Regions from separate parts of the Homo sapiens genome. Here region 2 is linked to region 1. The links are chromatin loops, found by intact Hi-C in ENCODE. Cell type or tissue: Calu3. All regions are shown on one strand. Each heading gives the region's core, and the rest is flanking DNA. Links, peaks and the distances in the headings are about the cores only.

The links. Hi-C counts contacts between places; a loop is a spot of excess contacts. Peaks named below come from ENCODE experiments on the same cell type or tissue, not always from the same donor. Only the 100,000 strongest peaks of a DNase experiment are listed, where the experiment ranks them.
Region 2: a loop joins it to region 1, with 7 times the contacts of the local background. A loop is called at or near these places in 9 of 110 quality-filtered maps.

The regions. Positions count from the first base shown.
Region 1 is chr9:73,198,255-73,204,298 of GRCh38, reverse strand. No RefSeq gene overlaps it. Among named protein-coding and RNA genes, the nearest start is that of ANXA1, 49 kb to the right of the region's middle. In Calu3, for the core only: a CTCF peak has its summit at 3,447 (motif pointing left); a DNase peak (open chromatin) is centred at 4,208.
Region 2 is chr9:74,378,651-74,382,922 of GRCh38, reverse strand. All of the region lies in intron 2 of LOC101927358 (a long non-coding RNA gene), which reads right to left. Among named protein-coding and RNA genes, the nearest start is that of RORB, 120 kb to the left of the region's middle. In Calu3, for the core only: no CTCF peak of the experiment used is centred there; a DNase peak (open chromatin) is centred at 3,032.

The DNA.
Region 1 (6,044 bases), core at 1,913-4,412:
TAGTATCAGTATTAAATAGCAGAGCTCTAGAGACTAGGAAGTCACTATAGGTTTTCAGCAGAGAATAACAAGAGAAAGACAGTATTTTAGGCAGATTAATTTGGCAGATGTGTTTAGGCAAGTCTGGGGGATGAGGGAATGAGAAGTACTCCTGAGATTGTATTGAATTTATGAATGATCTGAAAGAATTGACATTTTTAAAATAAGTCTTTCAGTGATGAACATGATGTATTGCTCCATTTACTGAAGTTTTAAAATATCTCTCAGCAAGGTTTTATAAACTTGTAGCAACATAGTTCATAATAATAAAAATACTAAAGCAACCTACATGTTTATCAGAAATATAATGTGTATAAAAATTATATTTTAGAAAAGGTGAAAGAGCCATAGCTGTATGCAACATGATTAATCATATTGGATAAATGAAGTAAGACACAAAATGATACATATAGTATTACTCCATTCAAAAAAGATACAATAACAGGTGAAACAAAAATGTATTGCTTATATACATAGTAAAACCATACAGAAAAACAAAGAATGGCTTACTATAAAAGTCAAGATGATAGATTCCTTTGCATGGAAGGGATGGGGTTATAACAGGATTATTATTAACCTGATTACTTCTTCATCTGGGTGGTGTTACTGCAGGCATTCACTTTATAACTATGAATTAATCTGTAAATATATGTTATGTACTTCCTAGTTATGTGTGTCACAGTGACCCAAAAAAAAAGAAGTTGAAATAAATGTAAGAAAAAAGTAAAACAAAATTAAAATAATAATAAGGCAGAGATGATAGGTTGCAATCCCTTGTAGCTCTTCCCATTCAAGAGGAAGAATACTCTATTACCCTACCCATTGATTCCAGGCTGGTTTTGTGATTTACTTTGGCCAATGGGACATTAGCAAATGTGACATAAGCAAAGACTTGAAAAAGGTTTTCACATTGGGGTTTGCCTTTTCTTGTTGATTTTGAAACCCAGCTGCCACTTGACAAGGCTTGTCTACTAGGTGTTTGTAGACACATGGCTTGATATTTCTTATCATCTCAGCCAACCATTAGACATGTAAGTGAAGCCGTCTGGGACCACAGCCCCAATTGTCCTACTAGCTGATTGCAGCTGCATGAGGGAATCAAGGTCAGACAAGGGGAGGAACTGCTGACTGAATATTGCCAAATTTCCAAACCACAGAATTGTGAACTAAAAATGAACCTTTTAAGCCACTAAGTTTTGGGTGGCATGCTTTCTGTTATGAATGCAGCAGAATATTTAGATATTCCCAGGTATCAAAAAGAGCACAGTAGTTCAATTGGTCAGTGATTCTGAATCTAAGCATTTTCACAGTAAAGGGGAAAGAGAAAACACACTAAAATGCATAGTTTTCATTTTCTGATCAACATACACCAACAAAAGGCAAGGTACATTTTTTAGGCTGTACAAAGTTATCAGTTTTCTTTAATATTATGCACAATGATGTCAAAGGCTATAGATATCTTGCTTATATATTAAAATCACGGGGTTATGAAAATTTGCTACACGTTGGTTATAATTTGTGCTTCTTGACAATCTTTCATTATCCTATTTCACACATGCATAATTTCGTATGGATGATGAGTCTGCTTTTATTGGTTGGTATCAAAATTTCCAGTATTGAGAAGATTCTGAAAGTAGATGAGCTTGCTAAAGCAAAAGTAATAATAGTTGCAGAACATCTGACTCTGATTAGTAAAGGAAATCTCCCACCTCTCCCCAAAATACCCCACAAAAAATAATAAGACTCAAAATAGATACATGTATTAAAAACAAAAGGAGTGCTAACTTGAGTCAGAGTTCAAAGTTCCAGGTATTTTATCAATTTGCAAAGAATATCATCCCATGTGAAATTAACATTGGCATACACAACTTGATGTCTTAGGAAATAGTATAGCAATTAAAAGAAAGATTAAGATTTTTCAGGGTTATAGACTTTGAATACAAGAAACTCTAGGGGCAGATAGAGGATTTAGAAGAGAAATCTTGCCTGCACGTTCTGTAGCTTTCCTATATTTGCTATTTATTAACTTCCTGAATCCTTTTAAGTGCTTTTCAGTGAAAGACTCAAAAAAGATTGTTCTATAGGATTGTTTTGGGGGTATCCAGAATGAGGGGATAGGAAAGCTGCAGCATCTTGGGAGAGAAAAAGATAGGATCCTGAGGAAATGGGGAGAGTGTGATCTGTGGCAACTGTGGAAAGAAAATAGAAACATTCTGAATATGAGAGGCCTGGGCAAAGGTAACCTTGGGGAGCTTTTCTAGACCTGAAAAGGGAATGTAGGGCTGAGAAGTTGTGTGCAACTCCCTGACATGTTAGAAAACTTCAATGAGAGCCCATAAAATAATTAACCATAAATGCTGAGAAATATGTACACCAGAGTACCTGTATCTTTGCTTTATTCTAGATTCTGAATCAGTCCATAGTCAACAAAAATATCTTTCTCTTTAGTTAGTAAAACTGAGCACACACCCCAGATATTTAGCTACCTTCTGTTTATTTACCTATGAATATGTCACAGGCATCTTTGCATAGTTAAAAAAATCTTACCCTTACCTATTTAAATAATATTTTTATAAGAATCCATATTGTCCCCAATTAATTTCTCTATCACCATTAATAAATTAAAATTATATTTATAAAGACTCCGTGGCGTAAAACTTAGGTACCAGAGAATGGTGTAGGTAGGCCTTCTTTGAAATCTCTTTTTTTCCCCTGCCCCCACTAATGGATTTAAGATGATTAAATTGCAAAAGGCATGACAGAAAGGTGATGTTTTGACAAAATGAGCTGGGTTGTTTGGAAGCAGCCCTGAAGCAGTAGCTTGGAATTGGGGGCCTTATGGATTTCTCCATAATGCAGATAGAACTTCATGATATATTTAAATCCTTTTCCGCAAACATTTCCCTGATTTGTTGCCAAGCCGTCACTGAATTTAGTAATCCAGACAGATTACCATAGGGGTCCTATTTTTAGGGTCCTTCTGTTGCTGTGGCAGTTGCAGCTGATCGGATTATGGTTCTATCCTAGCCATGTGAAATGCTTTGATGCTTCGAGAGAAACCTGCACTCAACTCCCGTAATTACAATGTCAGACTCATAGCTGGAAATTTCACTCTGAATTTATTTTGTAGCTCCATTGTGGCCAATCCATTATTAACTCATGAGATGGCGTGTTGTCTTAGTTTTGCTCTGTGTCTTTCAAACTAGCTCACTATTATGTGTATGTGTGTGTTGGAAGGGAGGGTGGGTGATAGTAAATGCACGCAGTGGGTCACAGAGGACATATATAATCTCTCTGATTCTGAGTGCAAAAAAAAAAAAAAAAAAAAAAAATACACAACCCAGACATTACTCTCTCCTATAAATGGCAATATCTCCATCTAGTGGTGAAAATTACCTTAATTGTCTTTACTGTCAGTTGAGAAAAAGCCACAAATTTGTCTCAGAACGTAATTTGTATTTTACCTTCACAATATAAATGTTTTCCCAAGAAGAATAGATGTTCGTCATATCACATTGGACCCATCCCATGGCCTTTGCAAGGGAAAAAGTAATTCTGTTTACCTCAAAAGAAGTTTGTCTTCCACTGTCACCTGATACCTGGGTACACAGAATTTGTCCATAATTTTTTTCATGGTTTTTTCTTTTGCAAGGTATTGGGAGGGAAGTAGTGACAAAGTGTAATGAAATAACAAGCTGAATGAATTTTATATGGACTTATATTCGATCTAAGAAGTAAATTACTCAGCCAATTTCTCATCTCTCATAAAACTATTTTTTCATCAATGGTATAGCAATTACGCCACAGTAAACTAGTATACATTTTTCACGTATATACAAAGAAATAATATTTTTCTTTGAAAAAATAAAGGCTAAAGCAGAATGTTAAGGTTTTCCCTATTTTATAACTTATTGCAACCTCAATCATAAAAAGCTCTTGCAACATGAAACCAGTTATTTAAGGCTGTCTTTTACGAATGCTCTTGATTGCATTTTCGTTATTGTTAATGCAAGTGGGAAATTGTTTTAACTAATATTCCTACTCATCTCCAATTATACAGCTTGTACTCACACATTTATTTAGGTAAATATAAATATGGAGTCACAAGGTAGAAAAACCAGGAGAGTGAAGGCGGCCTCTGGGCACACAGCAGAGCCCGTTAGATGGCAGCACGCGCACGGTCTCAGCTTGTTTCAAATCCTGCTGCTTGTACTCGGAGCCCCTGAACCCCAGGTTGGTTTGTGTGCCATGGCAGTTTGGTATCTCCAGAGGGACTGAGTCCAGTAACTCGATGCAACAGAGTCCGATCTTTCAATCCAGAATGCCAACTGATTAATGTAAAATTGAACGTATTTTTTTTCTGATATGTTAATATTGGAATGTTACCCAAAGAATCTGATGTCAGGGTATCTAAGAATTTGAACGAGTTTGTGGCCTGGACAAGTGTTTTATCCAGCTTATGTCAAAATCCGGTGACTTTTTTCTGTCCAATACTTTCTTCCCTCCCTCTTTCCCCATCTCCTTCCTTCTCTTCCTCCTCCTCTTTCCTCTTTCCTTTTTCCTTCCATTTTTCTTTTTTCCTGCCTTTTTCTTTTCCTCCTCCTCTTTCCTCTTTCCTTTTTCCTTCCATTTTTCTTTTTTCCTTCCTTTTTCTTTTCCTTCTTTCTTTCCTTCCTTTCTTTTTTTCCTTCTTTCTTTCTATACTCCTTCTTTCCTTTATTCTTTCCATCCTCCCTCTCAGTGCCCTTCCCTGGCTTCTTTCTCTTAATAATAACACTAATAAGATTAATAGCAACAAATAAAAGGGAAAAATATGTTTGTATGTGCCAGTCTCTGTTGTAAGAACTTTACTGAGATTATCTAATTTAATCCTTCTAACCTTAACTATTCTAACCTATGCATACAGTAGGAGTAAACTGAGGGATACTTTCATTAAGTAAATTGTTCAATTTATTAATTCAGAATATATTTTTTGGACACTATGTAATCAGGATGCAACAGTGATCAAATCAGATAGATGTTCTCAAAGAGTCTGCATTCTGGACAGAAAATGAACAGTTTAACAAAAAATATTATGGCTTGTGATAAGTGCTATGAAGCAAATGAAAGGAGTGCCATGATGAGACAAAGATTAGAGCTCTCTTTTTTAATAAGGTAGTACATATGAATTGTACATTTCATATACATATGTACAAATCTAGGTTATAAAGTAACTGTATTCTCAAGATCTGGAGTCTTGCTTATGTGGACAGGTTTTGAGCCTGGCATTTTTAGACTTTTTGGACATTATACTTTTTCTTACACATTGTAGCCTTTATGTTTACATTTTCCTCATCTTTCTTTACTTTATGAAAAGATTAGGCTGCAGTTACCTTAAATAAAATATGGCAATCGTACTTTCTTGAACTACACCCCTATTGAACAATATGGTTCTTCAGTGACATATTCACAGATGATCTCTCACTCACTTGTATAGATGACTAATCTCATCCATTATGTATTAATTTGTACCTTAATTTTAAGTTATGAGGACTTTCCTATATTTCTCCATACCTGACATTTATGTGTCTATGCACACACATTATATTTTAAGAAGAAAAAATTGAGTTTATAAAATGGATTTATAGCCACCTGAGAAAATATACAATGTCAAATATAACCATTTTGCTAATTTTATGTAGTTTAAAATATTTGTTATATTATTTCATTTCAAAAAATTAACGCTTTGGTGCCCCAAATTCACTATCCTCAATTGACATGATACAGAAGAAATAAGCAGTAAACATTATAAATGTGAGGGTATTGAAAATAGTGATGAAAGAAGGAAAGTGTAGAATCCAGGTTGAAAATAGCAATATTTAAACTTCATGAAAGAATATCATTTTTTATTGAAGCATGGTTAAAACTTTAAAGATATTCTTCAAAAGAGATTCACAGTTTTAAAATAGTCAATGCTTTCATTTATTTTCTGCACCACTAAAGCTTAAGAATGCCTGTCATATTAA
Region 2 (4,272 bases), core at 1,773-4,272, 1.2 Mb before region 1:
TAGTTGGGAGGCTGGGGACCCAGACTCACAATTCAGATTCAAATGCAGCCTGCTGGCAGAATTCTCTTTTTCTTGAGAAAGATCAGTCTTTTTATATTAAGGTATTTCACTGATTGGATGAAGCCAACCCACATTGTGGAGAATAATTTGTTTCATTTGTTTTATTTATTCAAAGTTTACTGCTTTAAATGTTCACTGCACCTAAAAAAATCTTCACAGAAACGTCTAGAATAATGTTTGATCCAGTATCTGGCTACCATGGCCTAATCAAATTGACACATATAATTAACCATCTCATCAAGACTGATTTTATTATCTATTTATTTATTTAGAGACAGGGTCTTGCTCTGTTGCCTGGGCAGATTGTACAATGGCACAATCATAGCTCATTGCAACCTTGGCCCCTTGGCTCATGATCCTCCCACCTGAGCCTTCTGAATAGCCAGGACTACAGGTGCATACCACCAGGCCCAGCTAGTTTTTAAAATTTTTTTCAGAGACAGGGTCTCGCTATATTGCTAGGGCCGGTCTCAAACTCCTGGGCTCAAACGATCCTCCTGCTTTGGCCTGCCAAACTGCTGGGATTACGGGTGCGAGCCACCACACATGGCCCTAAGACTGATTTTAAATTTAATTTTGAGCTTCCTAGTAAGCCTAGGAAAAAAGAGAGATATATCTTTTATGCAGTCTTTTATTAAGACAATTTTCTTAGTAGAGACCGTTTTTCCATACATTAAATTCCAAAATATGGTATGGTTTCTCATATATAATTTTGTATTTTGGACCTTGACTGATATCATAGGCAAGGCTTTTAAGAATTATTGTTTTATAATTAATGGAGAAGCAATTTTGGTATGGCTGTTTCTGGGAAAGGTTCTCTGTAAAATCAATGAAGGTTATTCTCCCTAGGATCCTTAATTGGTGATTTGCTTTTGGGTACATTTCTAACTCCCACACCCCTCTCATGAGTTGGAGCAAATTTATAAATATGTAGCTGCTTTACTTCTTCATGGCTTGACTAAATCAACTTTTTAGATATCTTTGAATTTGGAAAAATGCCATCTCCTGCATCCAATCTGTCACCAAATTCTGTCATTTCTGACTCCAATATTCTTTAAAAACTGTACATTCCACTCCCTGCTGTTGCCAGTGTCTTAGTTTAATCTGTTATTGTTTCTCACATGAACCTAGGCAATAATTTCCAAACTTATCTCTGCTCCTTCTTTGGTCACTTCAAATGCTGTCTTTACACAGACATCAGACGGCCCCTTTTTGGGACACAGTTATCATGCTACTTTTCTGTTTAACAATTATCTTTGATGTCCCAATAAATAAAAAATAGAGTTTCAGCATCTCATGTACCTTAACCTTTGACCATATCAAATTATTTAGAATACTTAGAAAATGCCATCACTTAGAGAGTTCTGCCTCTGCAGATTGCTGTTTCCTCTGCTTGGAGTACTCTGTCCTCCCAACTAGCCTAGACAAATCCCAGTCATTCTTTAAGACTCAACTTAAAGGCCATCTCCTTTGTCAGACCTTCCCTGACACATGTAAGCAAGAAGTCACACTCCTTCCTCCTTCCCCCAGATCAACTTTAACATTTGAGTTACATCTCCTTGGGTGTCAGGGTCTGAAATTAAGGCATAAAGTGGAAATCACAAATAGTTATATCACCCTTGAAAATACCTTAAATAGCCCATCAAATAGAACATGTTAAGTCTACATTGATGCCACATTGAGACTGACATACTATTGCTCCGTGAGTCCTACATAGAGCATGCTTCCCTCAGATATTGGGACCAGTTTGCGCTTTCATGAATTAAGCACACGTAAAGCAGTTGGATTATGTGTAGTTTATGTTTCGTGGTTATATATAATAAAGACACATAGTGTCTTTAAAACTAGACACGTACTCAGTGCTCCACACTGAGAGGTACATGCATGAGGAGCTAAGGCTGAGAACCACTGACCGCCATCTTCTGTCACACGCATGCGGTAGGGTGTATGCTCACTGAAAGGAACAGTGTGGGGAATTAGCTGCACATTTAAACTGTTTCTTTCTGTTTTCTCTCCCTCTCTCTTGTGCCATACTCAGGAGTTTAGTACAAACACAACAAATGATTATACTCTATGGTGCATAACTTAATTCTAGTCTATTAACCTAGCTAGGACACTCACATTGTGATACAAATTTTCGTTTGATGCTCAGGAATCCCCAGGCCATCAGAGTAGAAAGCTCCATGAATACAGACCTATATTTTTATATCTATTTCCTTTCCTCATACATTATTAGGACTTTAGTGGTCATTTCATGAATCAGTTGATAGAAGGCAAAGGACAAGGCATTGAAATTTCCTTCAGCTTTCACTGGGAACTTTCAGTATGATGAGAGGGAAATTTAACATGTCTGGTCATTTGTGACAAGGTTCTGCATAGGAATAAAAATAGTCTATTTGATAGGCTTGTGAAAGATAATATAGGACAGATAAAATACCGCATAAATGCTAAATAATAAAGTGACAAGCACAGTATGTCAGGGGACGCATAGTAATGCAACTATGTCTGTAAAACATTTACTGTATTTTGTCTCTGAAATGTACAACAACAACAACCCACCAAATGGCGGCATCTGTGCTTATTTCCTCCCTGGTCCTCGATATTTGGAATCCTTTCAATGTTCAATGCCCAAAAATGCAATAAATATTTTTACTTTGGTACATCTATATTTTAACACTGGAGTTGGTACCAGCCAGGATTGTGGGGTTACTCACATCATGTGACTCTCCTCCCACCATTCAATGTGTTTACAAGTGAAAACTGATAAAATGAGCATCGAAGGCAGCCTGGGAGGGAGAATGAATGGGAGAAGGCATTGCAGAATGCATACTGAGGGCTAAGTGTGGAAGGCCCAAGAAGGGGGTGGGTACTGTTTATAGGCAATCTTATTAGAAGTGGTGGGAGGAGCAGAAAGTGGGAGAGTAGGTATGTACAAGCTCTGATCTCTTTGAGCACCAGGTGGCACTACTGCCTTCTCTCTTGGCTGCTGCCTACCTGTGTCAGGGGAATTCCAGAAACAGATTTTGTAGGAAAGGCTAGAAGATTAAGAACCTATATGGGTCAAGAGAGAAATGGGTAGACAATACAGAGATCAGAATGTTTCTTATTGATCAAATCCTAGGAATGACTGTAATCACGGCACTCTGCCAATTTTTAGCATTTCACCAGCCATCAAGGGACATGATTTGATATTGTTAAACAAATTTATGAATAAGAGACATTGTTTAGCTTAGGGTATTACTAGCTAGTAAATGTATTAGTAAGTTGCCAAGTTCCTAGAGGCAGAGAAATGTGTAGGAAACCAACCAACCAACCAGCCAAACTAAACCAAAACAAAATCAATCACTACAAGTTACTTAACACATATGTAACAGTAGATTGGAGGGTATGTATCTGCTTGTTGTATCAAGAAGATTCCTTCTCTTAGGCAGTAGGTGGTTTTTTGAGTAGTCAGTTTCTGTGAATGGGATAACTGATCTAATTCCCCTTTTCTTACTTGCTATTAGTAAGTTTAGAAGTAAATATGGGAGCCATTTGTAGCCGGTATAACATTTTGCAAGATTGTAAACACATTTTAGCCGCATCCCCAGGCTTTACCTTTCATCTTGCTTCTACATCTCACACAATATTTTACATTATATTTCACTTTCACTTTTAATTTGTTATATTGTATATGTTTATATGCTCTGGAAAGAGCATATCCTAAGTTTATATGCTTATATCCTAAGTTTACATGCTCCGGAAAGCTCCTCTAAATACTTTCTGAAATAAGGAAAGGAAGACATATAATTAATTATGTAATTATAACAAATTTCCATTGGATGTACATTGCTAAATACCAAGAATCAATAGAATTGCTCCTTCCCTCAAGAAGTTTACAACCAAATAATGGACTTACTAGAAAATGTGCACTAAATAAAAATTTTTTTCTTAAAAATATAAGTTTTTGGAGTAGAGATATCTAAGAGTAAACACAAGGGAAAAAGGGATACTTGATTCCATGATTAACTTCGTATTTCTACTGTTGGCTTTGCATGGCCTCAGGCAAGATGTGTAACTGTCTCCGGCATCAATTTTTCAATAGTAAAAGGCAGATTCACCTCGGGACAAACACTTGGATAGGCTACAGTGATGAAAGGCATGGTGTGCTGTAACATTTGACTATTGCTATGTAACATTTGATTATAATCTCACTCTCAGCAAAACTAGTAG